2 separate regions of the Mus musculus genome follow, and region 2 is linked to region 1. Evidence: chromatin loops called from intact Hi-C (ENCODE). Cell type or tissue: heart. All regions are shown on one strand. Each heading gives the region's core, and the rest is flanking DNA. Links, peaks and the distances in the headings are about the cores only.

The links. Hi-C counts contacts between places; a loop is a spot of excess contacts. Peaks named below come from ENCODE experiments on the same cell type or tissue, not always from the same donor. Only the 100,000 strongest peaks of a DNase experiment are listed, where the experiment ranks them.
Region 2: a loop joins it to region 1, with 15 times the contacts of the local background. A loop is called at or near these places in 8 of 42 quality-filtered maps.

The regions. Positions count from the first base shown.
Region 1 is chr9:114,362,209-114,377,809 of GRCm38, forward strand. It overlaps 4930520O04Rik (RIKEN cDNA 4930520O04 gene), which reads left to right and starts at 6,116. Exons shown (of 3, transcript NR_040383.1): 1 at 6,116-6,276; 2 at 6,781-6,855; 3 at 14,050-15,030. It overlaps Crtap (cartilage associated protein), which reads right to left. Exons shown (of 7, transcript NM_019922.2): 7 at 12,923-13,374. The coding sequence ends at 13,321. It overlaps 4930525D18Rik (RIKEN cDNA 4930525D18 gene), which reads right to left and starts at 2,419. Exons shown (of 6, transcript NR_040738.1): 1 at 2,366-2,419; 2 at 1,544-1,600; 3 at 1-79. In heart, for the core only: a CTCF peak has its summit at 7,380; a DNase peak (open chromatin) is centred at 6,023; H3K4me3 peaks cover 1,158 bases; H3K27ac peaks cover 952 bases.
Region 2 is chr9:114,083,628-114,099,228 of GRCm38, forward strand. It overlaps Susd5 (sushi domain containing 5), which reads left to right. Exons shown (of 5, transcript NM_001101510.1): 5 at 12,010-15,106. The coding sequence ends at 13,283. Among named protein-coding and RNA genes, the nearest start is that of Gm29825, 27 kb to the right of the region's middle. In heart, for the core only: no CTCF peak of the experiment used is centred there; no DNase peak of the experiment used is centred there.

The sequences.
Region 1 (15,601 bases), core at 2,958-10,957:
CTCTTCTTTCTTTTTATGGGTGTATAATAATCTTCATCATAGGAAGATGTTGGTGGGGCTAAAAATAATACATCGACCGCTGGAAATAGAGTAGAAATAGGTTCAAAATATAAATGAATTATGGCACAAAGCTCTGGGACCCTGTTGGGTATTTCTTGTAAGGATCAAGTTGACCTTACTAGGTGAGTGACTTCAAACACATACCCTACCTTTCTTATATCAACAGTGTCTGGGAAAAAATTCTATTGGTTGTTATTTTGTTGGTTGCAACTTTTGGACGTTCCCTATGGGTCTCCTCTTACATCAGAAACAATGCTTTTCTTGCTGACTCTGCTGTGACCAGCAACCCTGTCCCCACTCTGTTCAGTTCCCCTGCTTTTCCCAGTGGGGCAAATACAACGCTTCCCCACTGTCCCACAGGGAAGGCATGAACCAGATGATCTGGTAAGATTCAACTATGTCTTACTGGGCATGTCCCTAAACAATGTCCCATTATATATACTTCCCATTTGGTTTTTGGCTGTCCTATGAAATTTTTATGGGATTCAAGTGAGGCCAAATTTCAAGGGAAGAATACAACTGAATAAACTTAGGCACAAAATGGGAGGGAATGCAGAGAACCACATATTAGATGGTTAGGTCACATCAGGTGGCCAGTACAACCCAGTTAGCAGAATCAGTAACAAGGTAGAAAGGTTTTATGGAATACTAGGCACAAAGTACAGAGTCACCATTTTACCCAGGAAATAGGGAAGAGGCTGGGAAAGGCTGTGAATAAGAGACAGAATCAGGGTCAGACAATGTAGCCTATGAGTTGGGCTGCTGCACCTCTGTGGACACATTGATCACAAAGAGGAGTCCTTGAGTTTACACAAGGCAGAATCAATGCATCCAAAGTAGAATACAGGACAGTCAGACAGAGAGACAAACATACATACATAAATATATACATACATACATACATACATACATACATACAATACATACTTACTTACTTACTTACTTCTCAATAAAGGAAAACCTGACCCCACTGCAGGGGTTTCACAAAAGACTTTGGGGAATATACTCTCCATTGATTCATACTCTAGACAAGAGAAGACAGGTGAGAAATGTACTAAGCATGAAGTACACAAAAGTCCCAGAGAGCTCAGAGGAAAGCTGTGACACACAGGAAGACAAACTAAGGATTTCTGATGAAACAAGGCAGGAAAATGAGGTCCAGACACAGGTAGGAGGATAAAGCCAGAAAGGACACTGGAAAGAAAACACAAGTGGCCACGCCTTTTAAATCCTGGGAATATATGTGCACCCTCTGAACTAGGGATGTCTGAAAAGGAGGTCATAGCTTGACCAGAGTTCAAGTACTAGGCCAGAGTTTCCAATGCAGGTGTCAACATGTTCTTTGACACATTCACCCTACAGGTCAGTTTAGTGTGAAGAGCACAGGCTGGTAATGAGCTCACATATATCCTTCCCTCTATGCTTTTTCCCCTTCTGACACCTTCCCCATAAGACAGTATAGACTGAGAATGCAGTTACCTACCAGGAGAAACAGTGTTTGATGCTTTTCTTAGTTCCCAGTACTGTACTTCCATGGCTTCTGCAAGAAAATAGAGTGGCTCATTCACCTCTGCCTGCAGAAGATATAGCCACATTGGTTCACACCAGATTAGCTTCAACTTTCCACTGGCTCCTTGATTTCTCATGTTACAGAGGGTGCTACTGTGAGGCCAGACCACTCACTCTGCCATCTACCCATACATAGAGTGCCCTTTATAGAGAGACTTAACAGGCAAGAGAGGACCATAGAGGTGCTGTGATAAATCCTGCAGGACCAGCTGGAAGAGGATTTCCTTCTTCGGCATTATTGGGCCCCCACTTCATGACCTTTGTATTCAGGTTCATATCAGTGACTATAGAGTTGTACTCCACTGATAGTTCTATCATAAATCAACAATCAGAAGTGAACGCCAGATATCAAACAAGCATTGCACAAGGAGATCTCCTAATTACAATCAAAGGCTTGGAGCTTTGGTATCATTAGAGGCAGGGAGAATACTTTTATTTTTAAATTTATTTCAGCTGTATTGCCTGCATATGAGTGCCTGTGTACCATATGCATGCAGTGCAAATCAAGACCAGAGGAGGTCTTCAGATACGCTGGAACTGGCTTTATGGATGGATGTAAGAAGCAACGTGGGGTGCTGAGATTAGAATCTCAGTCCTCTGGTAGAGCAGTCAGTGCTCTTGCTTAAAAAGCTATTCCCCCAACTCCCCTGCCTCATCTTTAATTGCCAGTGGGGCTTGCTGTGCTTTGCTTCTATATGTTACCATTACAGCTGGAAGGAGAATCAAACCAACCTACATCTCACTGATGCCTTTCCCACTGCCTCAGCCTGGCAAGCAGAATGTACAACCCAACTGCTTCATGAGCCCCTTTCTGTTGATCTCCTCAGGGCATTCTGTTACCAGGAAAATTCTCTTTACTATCGAGAGCTTTCTGTTCTTTTTCCATATCTGTGTCTCCCACCTTGGCTAAATCTGCAAGAAAATCAGAACAGAGTGTGCCACATGAAGTCACACTGGCTTGAAATTAATCCCAGTTCTGCTTGGGATTTTCCATGGAGAGTCAATGGCAGAACCAATATCTCTCATTTAACCTTCAACCCTTCTTCCCAAAAGGGACCTGGAGTGAGGTTTCTCAGAAATGAAACACTAAGATATTTCCTGAACAAGGGAGGGATTTTAGGTACTTACAACTCTCTATCAGGGTGGAAGCCATCTGCAATTATAAGAAAGAAAGTATTGTCAGGATTAGCTTATATTATATATGTCACAATGGCCTGGCTTTCTCTGGATGATTTAGAGACCAATAGACATATATCGTATGGTGCTGCAAATGACACAGGTAAAGATGGAAAGAGTCTTTCCAACAGTGAACCTTCCAGCCCATTTATATTGCAGGCACACAATCCTTAATAGATCAGGAACAGTCATTTTGGAGGGAATTGCCTCTGTGGTTCAATTTTAATGAATATGGTGATGGCAATCACACCAGAGAGCTGGAGATCCACTGGCAAAACAGACAAATAAACAAACAATTCTCTGAATTCCACAGAGAAAACCAATTTTCAAAAAGCAACACAATTGGAATACCATTAGACCTGCATTTCTATAGAAGATGAACAAAGGCATTCTTACGGATTCTCTGGATTCTGGAACACGGATACCATGTGGGAAATCTAGGATAAAACAGAATATCTGTCAGGTTGTTAATAACTAGCGATTATAAAAGCCCCAGGGAACATTCTCAATTTGCACATGGGTATATGGAGATAGCTTGGACTGCTTTGAGTCCATTCTCCAGTGTAGAAGGATGTTCCAAAGCAAAACTACATCATCCTCTTTTTCTTGATCTCAGAGTTCTGTGAGTCACTGGGGCCGCCATTCTCTTCCCTGCCAGGGTCCACTCTGCCTCTTTTCTGTTCCTGCTCTACATCATCACTGCCTACCATGACGTCAGCAACAGCAGGCTTTGATGACATGGTTATGAGGCTGGAGTCACAGTAATTTTGAGACACTAGTTAGCTCAGATCTCCATGAAATTACTATGACGGGGTGGGGGGAGGGTATAGGGGACTTTCAGGATAGCATTTGAAATGTAAATGAAGAAAATACCTAATAAAAATTGGAAAAAGGGAAAAAAGATAAATAAAAAAACTTATTCTAAATCCAGGGAAAATTGAAGTTTTAAAAAATAAGTGAATAAAAATCTTTATGAATTCTAAAATTAATTAATTAATTAATATCACAAAGTACCCAGGAAAAGCAACTTAAGGAAGCATTTATTTTGGCTCCTGTTTTGAGGGTACAATCTACCAATTAGGAGAAAGGGTGATGGCAAAACATAGCTCACTTTGTGGCAGCAGAAGTAAGAAGCAATTGGTCACATCGCCTCCACAGTCAGGAGTGAACACTGATGCCCAGCTAGCTTTCCCTTGTTTTCAGGGTTATTCTGTCTGGGACTCCCACGCCCCAGGAGATGATGCCATCCATTTTTGGGGTGATCTCTCCCTGTTCAACTTCTCTGGAAACACCCTCCCTGTATCTCACACATACACCTGTATCTATATCCTCTATCTATGTCATTCCATATCCTACCAAGTTGACAGTGAACATTCGCCAGCCCTGTGGTAGAAACTTTAAGAAGCAGCTGACAAGGCGGTCAGGTCAGTGGAGGCGCACTCTTGAAGGAGACTCTGGAGCTCTGGTTTCTTTCTCTTTGTTTTCATTTCCTGGCCATGAGGTGAGTGCTTTTGCTCTGCTAGGCACTTCCAAAATAGCCTCCAGCCTTACCATGGGCCCAAAGCAATGGAGAGTCCAGTTATGGGCTAGAACCTTCAAACCATCAACCAAAATTTTTCTCTGACAAAAGTTGATTATCTAAATCAGAGGTTCTCACCCTTCCCCGTTCTGCAGCCTTTTGATACAGTTCCTCAGGTTGTAGGGCTCCTCCAACCATAAAATTATCTTCACTGCTAATTCATAATTTCCTAGTTATACGTCATAATGTAAATATTTTTGTAGCTATAGGTTTGTCAATGGCGTCTCCACTCACAGGTTGAGAACCACTGATCTGAATTCTCTTGTTATTGTGATGAAAGCTAACACGTAAGATCAAAAATACATACTAGAAATCATTTTGAAGAAAGCATTCATCTAATGACCTTAAAAAGCTAATACTGTGGCTATGGAGATGGCTCAACAAAGCGTTGGCTTTGCAAGCCCAGGGACTCCAGATTGATTCCCATAGCCACATAAAGATGATGTTAAATGTGGCTGGCCCATGCTTATAATTTCTGAGCTGGAAGGCAGAAACAGAAAGATCTCCTAGACTTGTGCTCAGCCAGTCTAGCCTGATTCCTGAGCTCCAGATCAGTAAGAGGCCCTATCTCAAAGGGAATAAATGGTGCTCCTGAGGATAACACCTAAGGCCTTCAGCCTCTGCATGCACGTGTGTACCTGAGCACATAGATGTAAAGAGAACCAAATTAAGACCACAGGCTTGAAATGTAGCCCAGAGGCACAGTCCTTAACCAGATTCTGTGACAAGCTTTTACCATATGTCATTCTATTCCCTACCTTCTATCTATGGCAAACCTTATGTGATGTTCTTACCCAAACGGCTTTTATTCACTTACTATCATTACTACTGCATGTGTGCATGATGTGTGTGTTGACCTGCATGCCACGGTGCACATATGGTGATCAGAGGACAGCTCTGTGGAGTGTATTCTCCCTTCCATCTCTACATGCGTTTCAGGGATTGAACTGAGTTCGCCTCATTTTCATGGCAAGCACCCTTATCCAGTGAGTCATCTCACTAGCCCTGTTTGCAGTAATTCTGAAATTCTGTCTGGTCAGAGTTGATGGAAGTTTCTTACTGATTGCTTCGGGAAGGTCAAAGACTTTGGTGTGGGGCTGGTAAGATGGCTCAGCGGGTAAGAGCACTGACTGCTCTCCCAAAGGTCCTGAATTCAAATCCCAGCACAAAATAAATCAATCTTGCCGTAAAATAAATAAAGGCCAATTGGTGGCTTTTGACCTGCTGCCTCCTCTGTGAAGCAGAATGACTTCTGAGGATACTGACAGTATAATTGTCCCCAAAGTCTGGTAGTGGGATGGGTGGGGCTGGGTTGGAGGTTGGACCTGGCTGGGCGCCCAAGCAGGCATTGGATAGGGAGCACCGGACAGCGTGGCTCTCTGCAGACCAGCGGCGTCCCCAGAGTGCACGAAGGATAAACGCGTGGCTTTTCCGTTTCACCGGTGTAGTTCTGTCCTCCAAGGTCCCTTCGGCAGAGCGGCTGCCACCCGGGTTAGACTTGGGGTGAGGTCAAGGCCACTCCAGGCCGCCAACCGTCTCGAAGCAGGTGGTACAACGCCTCCAACTGCGGCAGTTCCTTTGAATTTTGACGCCACTCCCACTCCACGTAGGGCTAAGCTGCCTGCCAGACTCGGAAGAAACCGGTGGCGGCGAGCCAGCGGGAGCGCGCGCAGCAACGGACAGGAACGCGGCAGGCGGGCGGCGCGCACCTCCCCCGGAAAGGCCGGGAAGAAAAGACCCACAGCTTTTCCACGCGGTGCTTCAGGAACGGCCGCGCCCCCACGTGCTCTCGGGTGCAATCCGTAACAGAAGGAAGGAAGGACAGCCTCGCTCTGACTGCACCCTAAACTATAAAGGGACCTGCGCGGAAAGCTGAGGGTTCTCTTTGCGCTGTAGGTTACTCTTTTAGGCGACCTGGTGACCAAGCAAAATGTGGGGTTACAGAGTAAATTTAGATGCTCCGGTTCTGCGGAGCAGCCCTCCGCACTTGAGCTTAGGGTACCGGTGTAAACTACCTGGGAGAAGTGCGCAGCAGCAAAAGAGATTTCAGGATTGGAGCCTAGGCCCTGGGGAGATTGGGACTGGGCAGCTTGGCTGAAGGCTGCGTGCGTTCTGGTTCCTCAGTCCCAGTTTGGGTGGGTTCTTACACAGCGGGGTTTGCAGAAAAATATGCAAGGCCTTTTGTGCTGTTTGGAAGGTACTGGTGACACCTAAGTGACATCGGATTATATGCACATGAACCCTTTCACAGGGACCATGGCGTCATCATTCTTAACATCATCAAAGCAGTTGCAAAAAGATACCAAGGTAAGGGAGATACAGCTTAGTTTCCTAATTGAAGTATTAGAGCAATAGGAAGTGGTGTGTGATGCTTAAAATGTGTTTCTTTTCATTAGATGAAGGGGTGCCCAAAGCATCCGAGAGAACTCGTCACAGAAAATAACTTGATTAAAACCTGACTCTTTTAAAAGGTATGTATGAAATCTAGATTGACATTTTTGCCAGCATACATTTTTACTGTTGTGAGATGAGAATCAGCTTCCCGGAAATGTGTTCTGAAATAGTCCTGGCCAAACACTGCAGCTTCTCCTACTCTGGCCTTTTTAATTTGGAGTAGCTGTAGTGAATGCATGGTGTATAAGTTGATTGTACAAACAGTTGTGAGACATACCGGGTCTGAACAGTGATGAACTATATCCCGAAGATGATGACCTGAAGACAGATACAGCTTCTGAGAGAAGACCATCGTGTTTAAGTGAAGTAGTAGTCTTGTTTGTCATGTTTCCCAAGGGCTTTTGTTTGTTTGGGGGATAATCTCTCCTGCTGCGCAAACTGGCCTCGAACTCATTAGGCAGCTGAGGAAGTCCTTGAACTGCAGACACCCCAGCCTGCCCCTCTCACGTTCCGGGGTTCCACCATGTCTGGCTCTCTCTAGCCTTTCTTTTTAATTCCTCTGGTCTGATCAGCCATAGCCACAAGACACTCCCTCTGTAGGGCACTGAGTGAATAGCTGTTACCAAGCAAATATCTGTTCCAGGCCATCTCTGTACTGACCATATTTGTTCAGAGGTTCATTGAGCCACTGGTTATTTCTGGCATGTCTGCATGTCTTTTTTTTTTTAATGACTATTTTTAAAGGCTGTGTAAGGAGGGCAAAGAGAACCTAGGCATAGGTTTTCCAAAAACGTGACAAGGATGGAGGGTGGTGGCGGCAGGAGAACCCTGGAGCGCTGGGTGCTTCTGGACATCAGCTCCTGACCACCTCTCCAGCAGCACTGCAGAAGTGTACACAAGGTGGCTCCTGAAGCTGAGGGTGGGGTTCTGGGGGGGGGGGAGAGAAGGAGGGTCAGAGATGCCAGCAGCATATCCTCCAGGCTAAGTAAGCCAGGGTGTTAGTTACCTGGTCTTCTGTGCTTCTCTGTGTATGCATGTATATTTGTTCGTGGATGGAGACCTGTGTGCATGGGGACCAGAGGACAAGTTAGGGCGACATTCCTCATGTGCTACCTACCGTTTGAAAAAAAAATTGTGTATGAGTGTCTTAGTTAGGGTTTTACTGCTGTGAACAGACACCGTGACCAAGGCAACTCTTGTAAGAACAACATTTAATTGGGCCTGGCTTACAGGCTCGGAGGTTCAGTCCACTATCACCAAGGTGGGAACATGGTAGCATCCAGGCAGGCATGGTGCAGGAGGAGCCGAGAGTTCTCCATCTTCATCTGAAGGCTGCTAGCAGAAGACTGGCTTCCAGGCAGCTAGAATGAGGACCAGTGTCTCCTACTCTGGATAGTGTCAGTTCAATCATGGTTAATCTCCTGTCCCTCATGACGATGCGACTTCACTTTACGACATACTTAAGAATATAGGATAAGGGCTGGAGAGATGGCTCAGCGGTTAAGAGCACTGACTTCTCTTCCAGAGGTCATGAGTTCAATTCCCAGCAACCACATGGTGGCTCACAACCATCTGTAATAGGATCCAGTGCCCTCTTCTGGTGTGTCTGAAAACAGTGATGGTGTACTCAAATACATAAAATGAATAAATAAATCATAAGATATATTTATAGGATAAGCCAGATATAGTGGTACACACCTTTAATCCCAGCATTGGGGAGGCAGAGACAGGCAGATACATGAATTCGAGGCCAGCCTTCTACAGGGTGAGTTCCAGAAAAGCCAGGGCTACATAGTAAAATCCTGCCTCAAAACACAAAATCAAAATAAAAACCCTCGGGGCCATGAGAGTGAACTTTTATTGTTTAATTAAATTACTCTGGTGCTGAGATGCCTTCTCAATATTTACATTTATATTCATCCTGACTGATGCTGCTCACAGCCTTTAGAGACACCTTCTTTGTACCTGTGTGTGTACCACGTGTGTATGTACACCACAGCATATGGGTGGAAGTCAGGGGACCACCTGTGGCAGCCACTTCCTTCTTTCCACCATGTGGACCCAAGGGGTAGAACTCAAGACATCAGGTTTAACAGCAAGAATCTGACTTGCTGAGCCATCTCCTCACCTTATTATTATTATTATTTAATTAATTAAAAGCAAATTGGACACTAAATGAAAAAAGAAAAAGAACATGACTGCTCCCTCGGTATGGTGGAGGAGGTTTATTGTAGATTATGTGGAAAAGAATAGCTAGAAGCAGGGATATCTGGGAGAGTCCAGAGTGGATATGAACAGAGCCATGTGAGGAGAGGAGTGAGGGGAAGGAAGAGCAGCGAGAGGAAAACCAGGTGCAGCATCCAGGAAGCCCAAAGATGCAGAGGGCAGTTAACCAAAATGGTTGGACCACATAGGGAAGAGCAGCCCAGCTCCCTGTCCTGGAGAGTTCAAGGTAGAGGGTGGGTCTGCCAGCCAGGAGGACCCTGTAACAGGTGCAGGGAGAAGCCAGGCAGCCAGGTCTGCTTTGATATGTTAAACAGGCATCTCAGCCATTTGTCCCAGGTTTGAAACATAACAGACATAGAATAAAGTAACCCGTGACGTTGTGAATCTTCTTTGCAATAAGATTTAATTTCAGTGAAAAATCACCTCTCTGCTTTTTCTGTAGAATCTCCCAGCAGCAGTGGTCTCCTGGGCACTCTTAAGAAACTGACACAATGGGGACGTGTCTCTGTGTGTGTGTGTGTGTGTGTGTGTGTGTGTGTGTGTATGCCTGTGTGCATGTGTGTGTGCGCCTATGACTCTGTGTGTGTGTGTATGTGCATGTGTGAGTGTGCCTGTGACTCTGTGTGTGTGTGTGTGTGTGTGTGTGTGTGTGTGTGTGTGTGCACTCAACAATGGTGTCTTTTCAGAGGACTTGGGACAAGCCATTCGTTCCTCATCGCTTGGCAGAGGGCCAGCGCCCCCTTGTGTTTGGGGGCTGTGCTTCGGGAAATAGGTCTTCTGTTCTGAGTGGTCATGAAGCTGCTTTGGAGAGCAGTTTGGGTGTGAGCTACTTCAGACTTTTCCTCCTTCCCCATGCCAGAACAATTTACTCTTTCATTCCTTCAAAGATGCCTCTGTGAGCCAGACATGAGGATGAATATCTGTAATCCCAGCAATTTAGGAGATTATGAATTATAGACTAGCCTGGGCAACATAGCAAGACCCTGTCTCTTAAAAAAAAAAATCAAGTATTTTTCAGATACTTGTGGTAGGTCTTCTTATCCTACCTTAGAGATTCAAGGTCTGGATTCCTTCTTCGAGCAACCCATGGCCAGTGTTGTAGCTTTTTCTGCATAGTAAACCATCCTCTCACCCAGTCCCTACTGCTTAACCCATAATCAGGGAACTCAGTGGTTAAGAGCACTGACTGCTCTTCCAGAGGACCCAGGTTCAATTCCCAGGACCTACATGGACGCTCACGACCACCTCTAACTCCAGTTCCAAAGGATCTGATGCCCTCTTTGGCTTCTGTGAGCAGTATACACATGACACACACACATGCATAAACGATGTAGAGCTGGCCCAGGTGTCTAATGACATAACCTCAGCACACAAGGAAGGGGTGGAGGTTAAGAGGCTCTGGAGAGAAGTTTAAGGTCAGCCTCAGCTACTTGCTAAGTTTAAGACCACCTTGGGGTATGTAGGCTGTAGGGAGTCAGAAACAGGTGGATCTCGGAGTTTAAGGCCAGCCTGGACTACAGAGTTCCAACCAGAGCTACAGAGACCCTGCCTTTAAAAAAAAAAAAAGACAAAAGGAAGAGCAGAGAACATGTCCATCAGCAATCTTTCCATCGTGGTCCATCAGTAAATGCCAATAGTAGCAAACCTAACCTCTTCATTCCTGCCCAAGACTTCACCCAACATCTTTGAATATCTCTACCTGGATCCAGGACAACTGATCTGTTTCACATAACATTTACAGAAAGGTTTTGTCATCTGATCTTGTGTATTGTGTTTTAAAGTACAGTTTAGAAATAAAACCCAGCCATTTATTCAGCAGGGTGAGTAACACCAACTTGTAGATTTCAGGACAACTGGTTGACCTCAGTGAAGTTTACTGAGTGAAGGAGTTGGAACACAGCAGGACCCAGAATGACATGACATCCTTGGGCCATGGTCCCTGCCTTTCATGTCTCATTATTTTCCTACAACAATACATGAGACTTGCTGGTCTTTGAGCTTCTGGGGAGTCTCCTGTCTGTCTCTCCCTTTGTAGGAGCACTGGAACATCACAGGCTTATGATACCCACCTGGGTTTTATGTAGGCTCGGGGGATTTGAACTCATATCCTCATGGCTTGAAGGTGAGCGAGCACATTTGCCCACTGAACCACCCCTACCTCATTCCACCTTTTTGTTTTGTTTTGTTTTAAGGCAGAGTCTCTCCCCAAATCTGGAGTCCTCTATTTTTTTAGTCTAGCTGGCCAGCAAGTCTTGGGGAATCTCCCTGTCCCCAGCTCCCATTGATGAGGTTAGACATATATGGCTCTGACCCATTTTTTATTTTATTTATTCAATATGTTTACGTTTTATTTATAGTATGTGTGTGGGGGGAAACAGAGTTCCATATACCCAAGACTGGCCTTGAACTCTTTATATAGCTCAGGATGACCTTGAGTTTCTGATCCTCCTGCCTCCACCTCTTGAGTGTTGGGATAACGGGTGTGCACGTCTGCTTGACATGGCGCTGGGATCAAACCCAGAGCCTTGTACACTGTACCGGTTGCTGTTTGTACTTGGCAAGCAGGTGAAGGAGCAAGAGCGAGACTCCCTTCTTCCATTGTCCTTATATGGTCTCCAGCAGAAGGTGTAGCCCAGATTAAAGGTGTGTTCCACCACACCTTTAATCCCAGATGACCTTGAACTCAGAGATCTCCCTGTCTTAATCTTCTGGAATCTGTAGCCACTATGCCTCAAGATCTCCATACCAAGATCCAGATCAGAAACTTCTATCTCCCAGCCTCCAGATAAGGGTCACTGGTGAGCCTTCCAATTCTGGATTGCAGTTCATTCCACATATAGTCAAGGTGACAACCAGGAATAGCCACTACAGCATCCTACACCTAGGACACCGCGGTTCCTACAAACACATGAGCATCCCTCTTCCTGCAGACTCCAAGCTGTGAGGACAGGGCGGGTGGTTAACATCAAAGGCCAACATCCAGAATCACCCAAGACTTGAGACTCCAGGCCTGAGACGGGGTTCCTAGGTTTCCTTACCTGAGGTGGGAAAGCCCACGGTAAATGCAGCTAGGCCTGTCTAGGGGCTGGATCCCAGATGGAATAGAGAGAAGTGAGCCTATCGCCAGCGTTCTACTTCCTGCCTACAGATAGATGCTCCAGCAGCCATGACCTCCCTCCATCATGAACTTAAGCTGCTGTGACTCCTGCCACCATGACGTCCCCTCCCAAACCCACCCTGCACCACTTCTCACCAACCTCCCATCTCCGTGACCTCCCACCCCCACTGTGACATCCCACCAGTGTGAACTCCCACCACCCACCACCACCGTGATCTCCTGCCCCCACCGTGACCTCCCTCCCCAACTGTGACCTCCTGACCCCACTGTGACCCCCCACCTCCATGATCTCATGTCTCCACTGTGACTTCCCGCTGACATCATTTCATGATGGAGTCCGCCCTCTTACTGAGAGTCAGACAAACCCTTCCGAAGTCGCTTGTGTCAAGTATTCTGTTGCAGCTCCCAGACCAGGAACTAACAGAAGCAGCTTTTCCTTTGGTGACTCCACATGGGACCACTGCTGTCAGTCAAATGCCTAAGGTGGAACAGGAACCCCACAGTCCTTAGGAGAATAAAGAAAGCTAAATCCACCCCTGGCCTGTATCATTTCTAACCCTGAGACTTATAACCGGGTACTGTTCACATTAAATGACATTGTAACCCCTGGTGTATTCTGAGGACTCCAAGGAACTGAGCAGAGGCCACCTTCAGTTGTTGTGAGCAAGATGGAGCTCAGGTCAGGCCAAGTGAACCAAGTGAAGGTGACCCTGAGGCCCCGACCTCAGCCTTTATCTTCTGCCACCTTTTGTCCTTAACAAGTGGCATAAAGGAGAGGAACGTCTGGAAGGACGGAGAGACCAAAGAAATTCTCCAAATATATTTATCATCTTTTAGTGTTTTTCTTACTTAAAAAATAATACTGATTTTTCTTCAGGGATGAGAAAGCAGACCACAGAAGACTGTCTTTCTGAACATGGGGGAGACACATGGGATCAGAGGGGAGACGAACGTGACTTTGAGGAGGACAGACTAGATGACGGGAACACATGTGTGAAGGGAAAGACAGGCATGAAGACGTGTAACCATGAAGACAAGCGTGAATACTGAGTGTGAACAAGGGGAAGTCAGGCTTGACCTTGGTAGGGAGAGATGGTGGCTTCCTTCTTACTTTAAGAAGAAAAGGCTGTGAGGTATCAACAACCCAGGCACTTGAAGAAAGAGGAACTCGGAAGAGAGGTTCCTTAGCCCCTGTGGACTAGGCAGACTCTTCCGTCTCCAACAAGTCGTCCACATACTCCACAACCTCTCCCTGTAAGAGATGGCAGACACCTCAGTTAGGCAGGCCACAGGGCACAAGAGGCATCAGAGACAGGAAGAGAGTTTCCCAGAGGCCACCAATGGCTGTCTGCTCAGGCCCAAGCAAGTTCCCTCACTGGCTTAGAACCCAGAGGGAGCTGTTGTCTCTCTCCCTGAAAATGGAGCCTTATCTCCTACCCCATGTGACCTCAGCGTCAAGCAGCCTGCCACCTCACAGATGACCAGTGTCACGTAGGTGGTCTAGCTACCACCCTGAAGGGCTCCACAGGGTTCTCTGCACTGGGCCCCTCTCCATCTTCCTCCTGGCCCCTTGATTCTGCCTCAGAAACACTCTCCACCCTGAGCAGCCAGCCCCCCACACTTCCCAAGCCACCACAGCCATGTGGGAATGTTGCTATGTTAGGGACCAGCTCTGACAGCAGCATCCCTGGGACTCTCTCCAGTGAGACCCCAACCTAAGGTGCAGGCCTATGCATTCATTAATAATCCCTTATTAACACAGCCCTGGGGATTAAACCCAGGGCTTTGTGCATGCCAGGTAAATGCTATACCACTGAAGTATACCCCGAGGCCCCCACTTTTTCACTTGCACAGAACTTTGATATCCAGTGGTGTTCACAGTTATGTTTGCTCCTAATTCATAAAAGGCTGTCACTTTCTTCCTCAGTGGCCATGCGGACCAGGACGGTGAACACTTCCCTGACCATGTCTTACTCAGAGCCTTAAGAAGAGTTGGAGGTGGAGCGGAGCTGTGGGGAGGGGCCCAGTGTCTCTCAGAACTTCTCATCCTCCGGGCTTCCCTAGGATGCAATGGGTCAGAGCTCCCAGATCTCTTATGCCTCCAAACACATTGATTCCCCCCAACTTTTTTACAACGGATTTCCCAGTTCCTACCAATCTCATCTCTCTAAGTAAATAAGAAGGGGTTTCTACTGATGGCTTTCCCATGGCCCGGCTTCATGCTGCTCCTGTCAGGATGGATCAGGAAAGGAGCTGGACCTGAAGATGAATCTACCATACAGTAGGTAGAGGCACGTGACAAGCACGCGCCAAGTCCTAAGCTGATGCCCGCTATCAGAATTAACTGGGTGTGGTGGTGCGTGTTTGTAATGCCACACTTGAGAGGTCCCAGCAGGATGGCCAGAACTTCAGCTCAGCTACAGTGCAAGCTGGAGGCCAACCTGTGCTACATGAGACGCTGTCTAAATGACAAAACACATCAAACAGACAAACAAAAGGGCTAAGGTTGGCTAAGGGAGATCGAGTCAGAAAACCAGCTTGCATGGAGAATGCGCTCCTGGAAGCAAGGATATCGTTTACAGCCATAAAATGATAATAACCTGGTAGGAAAACGGGGTGGGATTTATAAGTGTCTTCAACATGCAGAACGAGTAAAACTCACTACACTTCTCAAAAATGGCAGTGTGGGGACCTTTGAGAGGGGCTCAGTGGGTGAAGGAGTTTGCTATGGAGCCAAATGACCTGAGTTCAAGCCCCACCACCCACAAGGTAGAAGGAAAGGAACAACTCCCGCAAGCTGTCTTCTGACCTCCGTGGTGGTACTATAGCACGCCTTTGCCCCTACCCCACACAAATAAGAAAACAACAAACAAATAAACAAATAAATATAAATAAAACCAAAGAAAGGACATGGTGAGACACACCTAGCATTCTATTGCTTTAGAGTTGGGGCAGGAAAGAGGGCAGATAAGGCTAACCTGGGCTACATGCCAAGACCTTATCTCCAAAGAAGGGGGTGGGGAGAGCTGGGGAGACGGGTCCATGGGAAAGTGTCTGGCCCTCAAGCCTGAGGACGTGTGTGTGTGTGTGTGTGTGTGTGTGTGTGTGCGCGCGCGCGCGCGCACAGCACCAAAGCATAGTAGCACACGCCTGTCACCTCAACCCTGAGGAAGAGGACAGAGAAAGGAGGCTCCTGAGAGCTCACTGCAGTCAGTCTAGCCAAATAAATAAACTCCAGGTTCTGTAAGAGACTCCACTGTAAAAACATGGTGGAGGGGTCAGTGGGTAAAGTGGTTGCCCTGTAAGTCTGGTGGCCTGAATTCAATCCCTGAAACCCACAAAAAGGGGGGAAGCAGAGACTGACTCCACAGGGCTGTCCTGGGACAAGCGCCCCCAGTCCATCCCGTTCTCTCTCTCTCTCTCTCTCTGTCTCTCTCTCACACACACACACACACACACACACACACACAATCTGATGC
Region 2 (15,601 bases), core at 4,957-12,956, 280 kb before region 1:
TATGAGTGTGAACTCTGCCATGCAATGTGCCTGCGCAGTGTTAGGGGTTGTTCCCCGGGTGTTTTGTAGACCAGGCTGATCAGTTGACCCTCTGGTGTTTAGTTTTCTCATTACTGTGACCAAATCTCTGACAAGGAGCACCCTAAGGGAGTAGGTGGTGACCATGGTTCTATGGGGACTATGGGCTTTAAAGGGACACAGTCCATCTCTGTGCCGAAGGTGCAGTGTCAGAAGCAGAAGCATCAGTGACAGGCACAGCCAGGAAGCAGCAGAGTGCTCAGCTCACCTTCCCCAGCCTGCAGAGTGGCACCTCCCACATTCAGTGTGGGTCTCCCCATCCCAGTTTACCTAAGCTGGAGACTCTCTCACAGACAAGGCTGGAGGGTTGTCTCTTCTATAATTATGGACCCCGTGAAGCCGGATCGACCTCAACCCTCACACCCTCCTGCCAGAAGTGTCCGGTAGCTCATGTCCCACAGCCCCAGCAGCCTTCAGGACCGCCATCTGTGCATTCAGCCCAAATGCTCATTTCGTGAATGGTAGTGCAGTCACGACGTGTCAGTCAAGCATTAAACTTTCTGCATGTTGATTGTCTGTTGGCAGAAATGATTGGCCAGGGTTTCTAACTGCTTAGAAATGGTCATTTACAGTCAAGCAGGGTGGCGCACGCTTTTAGTCTCAGCATTTGAGAAGCCGAGCCAGGCAGATCTCTGAGTTTGAGGCCAGCCTGGTCTATATACAGAGAGGGTTCCAGGACAGCCTGGGCTACTCAAGGAAATCCTGTCTCAAACAAAAACAAGCTAACAGAAAGGAAGGAGTAAAGGAAGGAGGAAGGAAGGAAGGAAGGAAGGAAGGAAGGAAGGAAGGGAGGAAGGAAGGAAGGAAAGAAGGAAGGAAGGAAAGAAGGAGGGAGGGAGGGAAGGAAGGAGGAAGGAGGGAAGGAAGGAGGAAGGAAGGAGGAAGAAGGAAGGAGGAAGGAGGAAGGAGGAAGGAGGAAGGAGGAAGGAGGAAGGAAGGAAGACATTTACTTACATACCATTGCTTTTCTTATGGGACATTCATGGTTATTAATATGTTCTATTCTTCCCAGCTTGGGAGGTAACGCTCATTTATAAAGTGCTTGTCTGTCATGTGTGAAGCTCCGTGTTTGGTCTCTAGCAACACAAATACACACACATTAAAGCCATACTTTTGTTTTGTTTACTTTTTCATTATTATTAATGTGTATATGGAGTGCATACACACCGTGGCATGTAAGTGGAAGTCACGGGACAGCATGCAGCGCTCTTTCCCTCCACCTTGTGGGTGCTGGGCTCCGACTCTGACCTCAATGCTGTGAGCACTTTCCCCACTGAGCCATTTCCTGGCCTGGTCCCTTTTCTTTTCTTTTCTTTTCTTTTCTTTTCTTTTCTTTTCTTTTCTTTTCTTTTCTTTTCTTTTCTTTTCTTTTCCTTTCCTTTCCTTTCCTTTCCTTTCCTTTCTGCTCTGCTCTGCTCTGCTCTGCTCTGCTCTGCTCTGCTCTCTCTCTCTCTCTCTCTCTCTCTCTCTCTTTTTGAGTGGGGAAGAGCGGGCAGAGTTTCTCTGTGTAGCCCTGACTGTCCTGGAACTTATTACGTAAACCAGGCTGGCCTCAACCTCACAGGGATCCATCTGCCTTCAGAGTGCTGGGTTTAAAAGTGTGTACCTCCATGCTCAGCCCTTAATTTCTTTTTTCCTGAGACATAGTTTTGGTTCAGTCAACGGGCTTGATCAGGTTCTTTCTCCGACAGCTAAAGAATTAAAAGACAGGAGTTTATCCAGGCATAGGGATAGGACCCAGGGCCTCATGAATGCTAAGCAAGAACCCTACCAAGTGAGCTACACCCCCAGCCCTTAAACAGAACTGTTAAAAATAAGGATTCTGTCCCAGCGTGTGGCTAAATCTCGTCTCAATGCAGAGCACGCTTTGACGAGTGTGCTTTTGTTATTCTTTACATTTATTTTATAACTTTTCAGAGGGTGGTTTAGCCATAGACCACCTGCAAATTCTATGAGCTATTACAAACTTTTGGTATTAGATAGGTAGATAGATAGATATTAGATAGATAAGTAAATAAAATTAAATGAAGTGAAATAAAATGGATTTCCATTATAAATGCAATGTTTGTTAGCATAGATTTGAAAGTTGCCTGTGAAATGATTACAGACGTGCCTAGGGCCGCTCTCTCTCCTTGTTAGTTCCCAGTAACTAACGTTACAGAAGCAGACAGGTGCTGCTGTATCAACCGTCTGGCGCCCATTCTCACCCAGACTCTTAATATTTTCCAGAGGCGCTGAAGTCGCACCTTCCAGTGAGCCACACCCATCTACCAAATGGGTGGTTTACTGGCCCAGGGAGGAGGAGGAGAACTAAATGCAGGTTTTGTGTGTTTTGGAAGGTGTTTATTTTCTCACTGCAGCGAGGAGTCAGAGAGGATTCTGGTCTTCACACTTGGCTGGGTGGACAGAAGGCTACTGTTTCTCTTAAGCTAAAGACTTAGCATGTACGGTATCTGTGTCCCAGTAAGAAGCGTGTGTGTGTGTGTGTGTGTGTGTGTGTGTGTGTGTGTGTGTGGTGTCTCAGAAAACCTTCACCAAGGTCATGGTGACACATGCCTGTAACCCCAGCCCTTGGGAGCTGGGGACAAGAGGAGCAGGAGGTGAAGGCATCCTGAACGGAATAGCAAGTTCAAGGCCAGCCTAGGTCACATGAAAAGATACAGAGTAAGACTGGGGTGTCACTCAACTGGCAGTGCTGTGCTTTCCAAGCACATGTGAGGCCATGGGTTAGCTCCTCAGGGCCACACCAACTATGTGTGGTGACACACACCCATGGTCTCTGCAGGTGGGAGTCCAAGGCTGTTCTTAGGCTGCTTGGTAAATTCTGGGCTAGCCTGGGGAACATGAGATAGAAACTGTGCATGGTAGCATACATCCCCCACCCCAGCACTTGGGAGACGGAAACGAGGCTTCATCTTCAAGGTCACCTCTGCTACCCAGCAAGCTAGAGGCCAGTCTGGGCTACAAGAGAAAGTCTTTTTTTTTTTTTTTTTTTTTTTTTTTTTGAGATGGTTTCTCTGTGTAGCCCTGGCTGTCCTGGAACTCACTCTGTAGACCGGGATGGCCTCAGTCTTAAACCAAGAACTCAACACACATATGGAACTTGGGGCAGAAGTTTCCAGTGGCCTTTTGGAGTCTTAGCGCTTGCCATGGAGGTGAGGGCTAAAGGCTTTAGTTCCCAGGTTTTTTGCTTCAGCCTTTCTTGCCATCACCATCCTTTCCCCCTCTGGCCACACAGGATGTATGTATGACCTCTTCTGGAGCCAGGGGTGGGGGCCACAGGACCCCTCCATCCTAAGGACAGGTGACAACAGAGGACACAAAACAAGAATGGAGAGAGGAGGGGCTGTGAGCCATGAGAACCACAGAAACACTTTAGGAGTCATCCGGAGGTTTGTGTGACCAGGGTGGGGACCAGTCTCACTGTGCCAGTGGCAAGAAAAATGACCCAAAAGAAGGACATGGGTTTGGCATCGTCAGAACCAGACACAGCAAGGAGATCTGTGGTACCCGTGCTTACAGAGCAGAGCATCGAGGGTTTTCTGTAATTAGAGCAACGACCAGTTATAACTAGATACTGAGCACAGCAGAGAGGCACGCCAGACAAAGCTGCCAACCCAGGAACGGAAACCAACATGTGTGGATTTGGACAGGAGAATGGAAGACTGCAGAGCTAGATCCAGACCGGGCCTCTAAAGCCAATGCTACAAAACCCCAGCAACTGAGGGAGAACACAGCAGACCAGTTAGCTTGGTGGTCAGGGCTTGCAGGACCCCCACCCCCACCCCCCAGGAACACCTAAGCTAAGTCTAGGCGATAAACAGTGCTCTTTCTTTCAGGACAGCAAATGAAGACTCTGGAAGGCTGAGAGGAGTGTTCTGTCCTCAGCTCTCCTCAAGTCCTTTTGTCATTTAAATATCTTAAACAATCAATTTGTTTTTTAAATGACAAGACAGCAGAGCCCACAGTGAGTGGGGCCAGAGCAAGAGGAAGAAGAGAAGGTGGTGGGGGGCGGCAAAGAAGAAAGAAGACTTAGGGCTGGCCAGGCAGTGGTGGCTCACACCTTTAATCCCAGCACTCGGGAGGCAGAGACAGGCGGATTTCTGAGTTTGAGGCTAGCCTGGTCTACAAAGTGAGTTCCAGGACAGCCAGGGCTACACAGAAAAACCATGTCTCGAAAAAAACAACCCCCCCCCCCCAAAAAAAAAGACTTAGGGCTGATGAGATGGCTCTTGGCGTAAAACCACCAAGCCTGAGGACTGGAGTTCAATCCCCATAATCCACATGGTAGAAGGCCAGAACTGACACCCACATGTCCTCTGACCTCTACTCAAGTGCTGTCACCATCCCCTCATACACAGAAAATTAATGAATTAATTTTTTTTAATTGAGTAAGCAAAACCAGCCCTTGCCACTCCTTGGACAGCCTTCTCTGCTTGCCAGGGCCACCGTTCTGTCTTCTCTGGTTTTCATGGAGATTAAAATGTATCAATGGGGGGCACACATCTTTAATGTCAGAACTCAGGAGGCAGAGGCAGGAGGATGTCTGTGAGTGTGGGAGTCTGGGAGCGGGAAGGATGTGCCCTCGGGTCCCATCCTTACCCCCTTTGTTACCCCTTGCCTGGTACATCCCCACTCACCAAACCCACGGAATACAAGGGTCACAGCGACATCTCCTGTGAGCGTGTTTCTCAGCTTTCACTTCCTTGATTTCTACAGTCATTAAATCCACTGAGCACTTCTGTGCACATCTTCCACAAATGCCAGTTTTCTGGCTTCCCTCCTACCCCCTCATCCTCTGCTTCCCGGGCTCCATGAGGCACCCAGTGACTAGTAAATGGTTTGATTCAGTGTGTGTGTATGTGTGTGTGTGTGTACAGGTGTGTGTGTACAGATGTGTGTGTATCCGTGTGTGTACCCATGTAGGTGTGTGTACAGGTGTGTGTATCTATGTGCATTTATTTATTTATTTATTTATTTATTTATTTATTTATTTATTTATTTAGTGTGTTTATTTCCTTTGTTTAAGCTTGTTTTTTGCACTTACTGCATATTACTTGTTGATTTTGTGTGAGTGTGGGTACCATGGTACACTGTGGAGGTCAGAAGACGGCTTGCAGGAGTGGCTTGTGTCCTGCCCCCAAGTAGGACTCTCCAGGCCTGGCAGCAGAAACTGTTACCCATGAACAAGCTTGACTTTTCTCTGTCATGTTTCCCAAGGGCTTTTGTTTGTTTGGGGGATAATCTCTCCTGCTGCGCAAACTGGCCTCGAACTCATTAGGCAGCTGAGGAAGTCCTTGAACTGCAGACACCCCAGCCTGCACCTCTCACGTTCCGGGGTTCCACCATGTCTGGCTCTCTCTAGCCTTTCTTTTTAATTCCTCTGGTCTGATCAGCCATAGCCACAAGACACTCCCTCTGACTGAGTGAATAGCTGTTACCAAGCAAATATCTGTTCCAGGCCATCTCTGTACTGGGATTTATGATGATTTCTTTCTAAACCTTTGTTTAAAGCTTCGCTTACTACAACAAGACACCCATTTAAAATATAAAATTATCTGCGTTACCCAGGTGGACATATGTGTGAACACACTATCACACTCACATCACAAACCAGAACACTAAGTTTGGAGGGGCGGCTCAATGGTTAATAACATGGATCCTTCCAGAGGATCCTGGTTCAATTCCCAGCACCGACATGGAGGCTCACAACTGTCTAACTCCATCCACACAGACAAAACACTCACAAACATAAAATAAAAATATTCAAAATCAGAACAACTCCATCACCCCAACTTGGCCCTGCACCTTTCCACAAAGGGCATTTTACATATTTCACCTCATTGTGAGTGTGAATACACTAATGGCTAGCTCCAGTGTGCAGAGGGGAAAATTTGGGCCCACAAAGCTTTCTTGACTTGCTTGTGTCACATAGATAGGAGGAAAACTCACAGAGCTTGGGTTTAAAGGAGGCCTGTGACATTTCTGTGTCACCATTGAATAGGGGTACCTCTGCCAGGAACCTCAAAACTCCTAGCAGGCAGGGTCAGAAGCTAACTCCCAAACTGTCTTCTCCTTGAGTCACCCCCCCATCCCACCCCCGCTCTTACTTCGGACAGCGTTCTTTTGGTTTCTTAAATCAACCTCAGTCTCTGTTTTTCTCTTCCATTTGGGCTTCATTCTCCTCCTTGACTCAAACATGAGCCCAAAGCTGAATTTAGAATTCCCTCGTCAATATGACCATATTTGTTCAGAGGTTCATTGAGCCACTGGTTATTTCTGGCATGTCTGCATGTCTTTTTTTGTTTTTAAATGACTATTTTTAAAGGCTGTGTAAGGAGGGCAAAGAGAACCTAGGCGTAGGTTTCCCAAAAACGTGACAAGGATGGAGGGTGGTGGCAGCAGGAGAACCCTGGAGCGCTGGGTGCTTCTGGAACCCCTGACCACCTCTCCAGCAGTACTGCAGACGTGTACACAAGGTGGCTCCTGGAGCTGAGGGTGGGGTTCTGGGGAGGGAGAGAAGGAGGGTCAGAGATGCCAGCAGCATATCCTCCAGGCTAAGTAAGCCAGGGTGTTAGTTACCTGGTCTTCTGTGCTTCTCTGTGTATGCATGTATATTTGTGCGTGGATGGAGACGTGTATGCATGGGGACCAGAGGACAAGTTAGGGCGACATTCCTCATGTGCTATCTACCTTTTGAAAAAAAAAATTGTGTAGGAGTGTCTTAGTTAGGGTTTTACTGCTGTGAACAGACACCATGACCAAGGCAACTCTTGTAAGAACAACATTTAATTGGGCCTGACTTACAGGTTCGGAGGTTCAGTCCACTATCACCAAGGTGGGAACATGGTAGCATCCAGGCAGGCATGGTGCAGGAGGAGCCGAGAGTTCTCCGTCTTCATCTGAAGGCTGCTAGCAGAAGACTGGCTTCCAGGCAGCTAGAATGAGGACCAGTGTCTCCTACTCTGGTTAGTGTCAGTTCAATCATGGTTAATCTCCTGTCCCTCATGACGATGCGACTTCACTTTACAACATACTTAAGAATAAAGGATAAGGGCTGGAGAGATGGCTCAGCGGTTAAGAGCACTGACTGCTCTTCCAGAGGTCATGAGTTCCCAGCAACCAAATGGTGGCACACCATGTTATGAGATCCAGTGCCCTCTTCTGGTGTGTCTGAAAACAGTGATGGTGTACTCAAATACATAATATGAATAAATAAATCTAAAAAAATTATATAGGATAAGCCAGATATGGTGGTGCACACCTTTAATCCCAGCACTGGGGAGGCAGAGGCAGGCAGATACATCAATTTGAGGCCAGCCTGGTCTACAGGGTGATTTCTAGAAAATCCAGGGCTACACAGAGAAACCCTGTCTTGAAAAAAACATGAAAAAAACCAAAAGAATGTAGGATAAGTCACATAGAAGAAGGAGTTGAACAGTAGTTTTTCCAAGCACTGGCCCATAGACTTCAGACCAAATAAAGCTTTATAAAAACTGGCTTCTGCCTGGGTGTAATGGCTCATGACTTTGATCCCAGAGCTATGGAGGCAGAGGCAGGTGGATCTCTGAGTTTAAGGCCAGCCTGAGCTACATAATGAGGTCCAGGCCAGCCAGGGCTACATAGTAAAATCCTGCCTCAAAACACAAAATCAACAGAAAAACCCTCGGGGCCATGAGAGTGAACTTTTATTGTTTAATTAAATTACTCTGGTGCTGAGATGCCTTCTCAATATTTACATTTATATTCATCCTGACTGATGCTGCTCACAGCCTTTAGAGACACCATCTTTGTACCTGTGTGTGTACCACGTGTGTATGTGCACCACAGCATATGGGTGAAAGTCAGGGGACCACCTGTGGCAGCCACTTCCACCATGTGGACCCAAGGGGTAGAACTCAAGACATCAGGTTTAACAGCAAGAATCTGACCTGCTGAGCCATCTCCTCACCTTATTATTATTATTATTTAATTAATTAAAAGCAAATTGGACACTAAATGAAAAAAGAAAAAGAACATGACTGCTCCCTCGGTATGGTGGAGGAGGTTTATTGTAGATTATGTGGGAAAGAATAGCTAGAAGCAGGGATATCTGGGAGAGTCCAGAGTGGATATGAACAGAGCCATGTGAGGAGAGGAGTGAGGGGAAGGAAGAGCAGCGAGAGGAGAACCAGGTGCAGCATCCAGGAAGCCCAAAGATGCAGAGGGCAGTTAACCAAAATGGTTGGACTACATAGGGAAGAGCAGCCCGGCTCCCTGTCCTGGAGAGTTCAAGGTAGAGGGTGGGTCTGCCAGCCAGGAGGACCCTGTAACAGGTGCAGGGAGAAGCCAGGCAGCCAGGTCTGCTTTGATATGTTAAACAGGCATCTCAGCCATTTGTCCCAGGTTTGAAACTTAACAGACATAGAATAAAGTAACCTGTGGCGTTGTGAATCTTCTTTGCAATAAGATTTGATCTTGCTTTTTTCTGAAGAATCTGCCAGCAGTGGTCTCCTGGGAACTCTATGAAACTGACACAATGGGTGTGTGTGTGTGTGTGTGTGTGTGTGTGTGTGTGCATGCGCACCTGTATGAGTGTGCCTGTGACTCTGTATGTGTGTGTGCCTGTGTGCATTGTGAGTGTGTCTGTGACTGTGTGTGTGTGTGTGTGTGTGTGTGTGTGTGAGCGCGCACGCTCAACAATGGTGTCTTTTCAGAGGACTTGGGACAAGCCGTTCGTTCCTCATCGATTGGCAGAGGGCCAGCGCCCCCTTGTGTTTGGGGGCTGTGCTTCGGGAAATAGGTCTTCTGTTCTGAGTGGTCATGAAGCTGCTTTGGAGAGCAGTTTGGGTGTGAGCTACTTCAGACTTTTCCTCCTTCCCCATGCCAGAACAATTTACTCTTTCATTCCTTCAAAGATGCCTCTGTGAGCCAGACATGAGGATGAATATCTGTAATCCCAGCAATTTAGGAGATTATGAATTATAGACTAGCCTGGGCAACATAGCAAGACCCTGTCTCTTTAAAACAAACAAACAAACAAAAAACCAACAAAACAAAACAAAAAAATCAAGTATTTTTCAGATACTTGTGGTAGGTCTTCTTATCCTACCTTAGAGATTCAATGTCTGGATTCCTTCTTCGAGCAACCCATGGCCAGTGTTGTAGCTTTTTCTGCATAGTAAACCATCCTCTCACCCAATCCCTACTGCTTAATGCATAATCAGGGAACTCAGAGGTTAAGAGCACTGACTGCTCTTCCAGAGGACCCAGGTTCAATTCCCAGGACCTACATGGACGCTCACGACCACCTCTAACTCCAGTTCCAAAGGATCTGATGCCCTCTTTTGGCTTCTGTGAGCAGTATGCACATGATACACACACATGCATAAACAATGTAGAGCTGGCCCAGGTGTCTAATGACATAACCTCAGCACACAAGGAAGGGGTGGAGGTTAAGAGGCCCTGGAGAGAAGTTTAAGGTCAGCCTCAGCTACTTGCTAAGTTTAAGACCACCTTGGGGTATGTAGGACTGTAGGGAGTCAGAAACAGGTGGATCTCAGAGTTTAAGGCCAGCCTGGACTACAGAGTTCCAACCAGAGCTATCCTGCCTTAAAAAAAAAAAAGACAAAAGGAAGAGCAGAGAACATGTCCATCAGCAATCTTTCCATTGTGATCCATCTGTAAATGCCAATACTGGCAAACCTAACCTCTTCATTCCTGCCCAAGACTTCACCCAACATCTTTGAATATCTCTACCTGGATCCAGGACAACTGATCTGTTTCACATAACATTTACAGAAAGGTTTTGTCATCTGATCTTGTGTGTTGTGTTTTAAAGTACAGTTTAGAAATAAAACCCAGCCATTTATTCAGCAGGGTAAGACCAACTTGTAGATTTCAGGACAACTGGTTGACCTCAGTGAAGTTTACTGAGTGAAGGAGTTGGACCACAGCAGGACCCAGAATGACATGACATCCTTGGGTCATGGTCCCTTCCTTTCATGTCTCATTATTTTCATGTCCATTATTTACAACAATACATGAGACTTGCTGGTCTTTGAGCTTCTGGGGAGTCTCCTAACTGTCTCTCCCTTTGTAGAAGCACTGGAACATCACAGGCTTATGATACCCACCTGAATTTTATGTAGGCTCGGGGGATTTGAACTCATATCCTCATGCTTAAGGTGAGCGAGCACATTTGCCCACTGAACCACCCCTACCTCCTTCCACCTTTTTGTTTTGTTTTGTTTTGTTTTGTTTTGAGGCAGAGTCTCTCCCTGAATCTGGAGTCCTCTATTTTTTTAGTCTAGATGGCCAGCAAGTCTTGAGAAATCTCCCTGTCTCCAGCTCCCATTGATGAGGTTAGACATATATGGCTCTGACCCATTTTTATTTTATTTATTCAATATTTTTACATTTTATTTATAGTATGTGTGTGGGGTGAGACAGAGTTCCATATACCCCAGACTGGCCTTGAACTCCTTATATAGCTCAGGATGACCTTGAGTTTCTGATCCTCCTGCCTCCACCTCTTGAGTGTTGGGATAACGGGTGTGCATGTCTGCTTGACATGGCGCTGGGATCAAACCCAGAGCCTTGTACACTGTACCGGTTGCTGTTTGTACTTGGCTGGAATTACCTGGGAAGATGGAATTGCCTTGCAGGTTGGCCTGTGGGTCGCTGTCTTGATTGATAGCTGTCTGGGAGAGCCCAGTACACCATGGCTTTGCACTGTGTAAGAAAGTTAGCTGATCTCAGAAGACAGGGGCAGGTAAATATGAGTTTGAGGCAAGCCTGGTCTACATAGTGAGTTCCAGGTCAGCCGAGGCTGCACAGTGATACCCTGTCTCAGGAGCTGGAGTCAGGGAGATGGAGACGGAGGAGCTGGCTGAGCATGGCCTGAGAGCTCGTTGCAAGGCAGCGTTCCTTCATGGTCTCTGCTTCAGCCACTGCCTCCAGGTTCCTGCCATGATTTCCCAAAATGATGGATTGTGACCTGGAAGTGTGAGCTGACCAAGGTCACAGTATTTGTCACAGTGAACTAGGCTATGCATGCTAGCAAGCACTCTCCCAGCTGAGCTACATCCTCTGCTCCCTGACCCTCCACTTTTGAGACAGGGTCTCACTACATGGCTTAGATTCAAACTCACAGCCCTTCTGCCTCATTATCAATTGTTGGAATTACTGGCATGCACTATCATACCACATTTTTTTGTATGCTATTCTAAGTGGTAGCCTTAAAACTGTTAGTTTTCTAAAAATCTTTTTTAAAAAGTTGTTTGCTTTTCTTTTTTTAATTGGCGTTTATTGGAGTCATTTATAGGAACATGAGTGATGTAAGAGCAGCTGCACCACCATAAATCCCACCCCAGTGTGGGTGATGACTCATGAGAGGAAGTTTTTGATTTCCTGTGTCTTATAATCTCCCTTTATTCTTTTTACAATTATTATTACCTTACTTTTTTTTTTTTTTTACAGTCCAGTTGTTACCCTCCTCCTGGTCTGCTCTCCCACAGTTCCTCATCCCATTCCTCCTTCCCCCAACATCTCCAAGAGGATGCCCCCGCCACCGCCCCATCCCACGCCCCAGGCCTCCCCACTCCCTAGGGCCTCAAGTCTCTTAAGGGTTCGGCACATCTTTTCCCACTAAAGCTAGACCGCGAAGTCCTCTGCGGTATATGTGTTGGGGCCTCAGACCAGCTCATGTATGTTGCTTGGTTGGTGGAAAAAGTTGTTTTCTAGTATATAGACATATGCTTGGTTTTTCAAATATTTCAAGCTCTCATTTTAGTTATAAAGTCTGAGTGTACATTCTTCAGGGGTGACTATGATTCCCAAGTGACAGCAGTTGTTAATTCTCTTCCAGTCTCCATGGTCTGTTCCCCTTTGGGTTTTTCACACTGACTCCATGTCTTTAGGTCTAATGAAGTTTCTCCTCTTTCCCCCCAGATGAGGCCGAGGCCCACATTGACTATGAAGAAAATTTCCCTGATGACAGATCCGTGTCATTCAGGGAACTCATGGAAGACTCCCGGGCAGAGGGAGAAAAGGAAAAGGCTCAGGAAGACGCCTCTGACGAGACACCAAAACAAGATCGTCTGGTCTTCACTTCTGTCTCTAAAGAAAACATAGCCCAGGTAAAAGCCTTTGTGCCTACCACAGGCTCGCCAGGCGCTGGGGGCAGTGTGCGCACTGACTGGCCACGATCCCGCCTACACCGGAAGTACTCCCTCTGGTTTCCGGCCGAGACTTTCCACAAGCCAGAGCTGGGAAAGGATGAGGGAGATGAGACCAAAGAGCCACTTCCTGCCAGAGACAATCACAGTGAAGAGAAACCGGCCCCAGAGGAGTCTGAAACAAGGCTGGTCTATGCCACCACCTACAGCCCCTCAGAGCCATTTGTGGATAGGAATGACAGCAAGGCAGAGGACCCAGGGGTGAGCAGCAGCGACGATTCCTGGTTAGATGGCTACCCTGTGACAGATGGGGCTTGGAGGAAGGTAGAGGCTGGGCAGGAGGATGATGAGGACAAGGGGGATGGGTCAGTGGGACCGGATGAAAGTGGCCTCACGACTCCTGATAAGGAGCCGGAGAATGTCACCGTCACACCTAGTGAATCCGTGATACACAGCTCGATCAGTCCATCTCAAATGCTCGACGTAGAAGCTCTGGTTCCAGGACCCATCAATGTGTCTGAGACTGAGAGTTCCCATACCAGGGATGTTGATTCGACCAGTTCTCAATCAACCATACCCCGGAGAGTCACCACACAGCCGTCACCCAAGGTCACCTCACCCCATGAACTGGCCAGCTCCACCCAAGAGACAGTAACAACAACCCTCCAGCCGACACATAAACGTACGCCCTCGACTGATGTGGAGGCCACCCAGCCTCCAGCAGGGGTGACAGCCCCTGAGGTTCAGGATAACTTCCCTTATCTGTTGTCTGAGGACTTCTTGGGACAGGAGGGCCCTGGGCCTGGTGCAAGTGAGAAGTTTCTTCCAACCTCGGCACCGTGTGTAGGGGATGAGTGTCCCAGCTTCAGGAAAGGCCCGGTGATCGCCACTGTGGTCACCGTCCTGTGTCTACTGCTACTCCTGGTAGTCGCGGGAGCCGTGTGGGGCTACCGCCGGTGCCAGCACAAGAGCTCTGTATACAAGCTGAACGTTGGGCAGCGGCAGGCTAGACACTACCAGCAGCAGATTGAGATGGAGAAGGTGTAGCCTCTATCAGCACGGGCTCTCACAGAGCAGCTCCGAGGAAGATTAGCTGTGACTGATCACACCGATAATTCCCGGGATCTGAGTCGGATAAGGCTTCACCCTCTAGAGTTCAAATCTTTCTTCTATATGCTGAGAAGTGTCTCTGGGGGTGCCTAAAGGGTTGGTGACGTCATCACACATGTCAAGGTCTCCTCAACCAGCTGCCCTGGAATTCATTGCCCGAATCCCAGATCTCTGCTTTGACCCCATTCCAATAGAAGGCTGGGGTGTAGCTCTTTTAAAAATCACCTTTCGTTTTGTCTTTAGAGAGAGAATCACAAACTCCACACTCCAGGGCTGGCAGTGAAACCCAGTTCTTGGTTTCTCCTCTCAGGATTAACTGTTTCTCTGAACTCCAGGAAGAAGGAATGATATAGAAGCGGGGAAATGTTTGAAGAAACCCAAAGACTGCTTTATCAAAAATGGATCCTACTTGGTAGAGAGCGAATAAACATGAATATGATGTCCCTGGGCTGATCCATCCCAGCCATTGCTTATAACAGTGACCACTGAGTGGCGTCTCAACGGTGTTTCTAGACAGTCATCCAACCAGGGGCACATCACCTGGGGAGTTGTGGAAGATGTGGCTGAGCCAGCCCTGAGCTCAGTCTTCAGGTAGTTCTGATGGGTATTGATGTTAGTTGGCCTCTGTCATCTGTGGTGATCTTGGAACCCAGGAAGGCCTGGAGTCAGGGAGGAGAGAACTGTCCACGCCCTGTCTCACTTGAGATCGGCATCCCACAGCATCATGTAAAGTGTCACCTCTGGCTGACTCCAGGGTGTTAGCTCAGAAGTAAGCACACCATGGGTTTCTATCTGAATTACATTCTTGAAGGTGTGAAAGTGACAGGGCCAGCACATTTTTTTCTGAGGCACCACGGGAGTGTCTGTTTTTATATGGCACCAGAAATCCTGACCCACATTTTTGTTGGTGGTAGCTTTACAGTTGAAACACAGGTGGACGGTCTAGCAGGTATCAGGTCCTGGGGTTCAATCTCTGGGTGTGGTATGACCCTAACCCTAAAACAAAAAAGTTGGTGATGGTCTTTTACCAAAGGAAGAAAAAAGGTCTCACAATATATTTTCTGTGCTGTCACCTGCCTGATTCACGTGTTAGAAAGCAACAGGTTATTGTCAATAGCTACGGAACAGTATAATACAATACAAAATCCCATGGACCATAACTGGGTTACACGAAGGCCCAAGGGGACCAGAGAGGACACGTCTGCTCCAGAGGGAAGAGAGAGGGAAGAAAGAAGATGTTTTCTGTATGTAGCCAAAGAAGAACTCGACGGAGTAAACACAGAGACTGTACAATTTTAAATCGGATTTGAATCTCTTGTGAGATGGCATTTCTATTTTTATGACTAGTTATGTAAATAACCTTTGTCTCCATGCAGGGATGGTGTAAGTAACTAATTAAACCCAGGACACTGAATTTATACCAACACGTAAGTAGATGGTATTAATACAAATGTCTTAATAAGTTTATTATAAATTATTAACATGTGTCAATGAATCCTTCTATAGACTCGGACTGTAAAGTCAGCGCAGCGCACTAGCTCATACATTTTACCAATTTGCTGTCATCTTAATTAATATGGAAGAGCATGAGGACTGCTCGTCGGAAGGGCATACATGGGTCACTGGCTCACCAGGAACCTAAGCTGTCATTGCAAAAGCTTTCAGAATGGTAATGCTTATGAAAATGGAGAGGAGGGGGTTTCATTAATACAGAGCTTCTGATATATCTAAAATAAAGTTATTTCCCCCAACACTTGATAAATGTATTGAATTTCTACATTACTGGACCTCTTCTTAAACTTGTGAGTGCACACATGTGCTGTGTGTGCATCTGTGACTGCGTGTGGGGGTCAGAGGGCAACCTCAGGCGCTGATCCTCACCTTCCATGTCGTCTGCCACAGGGTGTCCTGTTGTCACGCCTGCATACACCAGGCTAGCTCTCCTGCCTCTGACACATATCTCTCTGTCGGAGCACTCGGGTTACAGATGTCCACTCCTGTGCCTGGCCTGATACGAGTTCTGGGGGTCAACCCCAGGTCTCACACTAAGCATCTTACACCACCTCCTGCCCCCAGCCACCTCCCCTGCACCACTAGGACTTTTAAAAAAAGTATTCACTAGTAATCCTGAAGACAATATCTTAGTGCATGTTGCGTATACACTGTGGTTCTCTCTAACCCTGACCTCAGCTTCCTTATCTCCTGCTGCAGGTTTTGTGTGTGTGGGGGGAGGGGTACAGAGCTCTCTTCCCGAC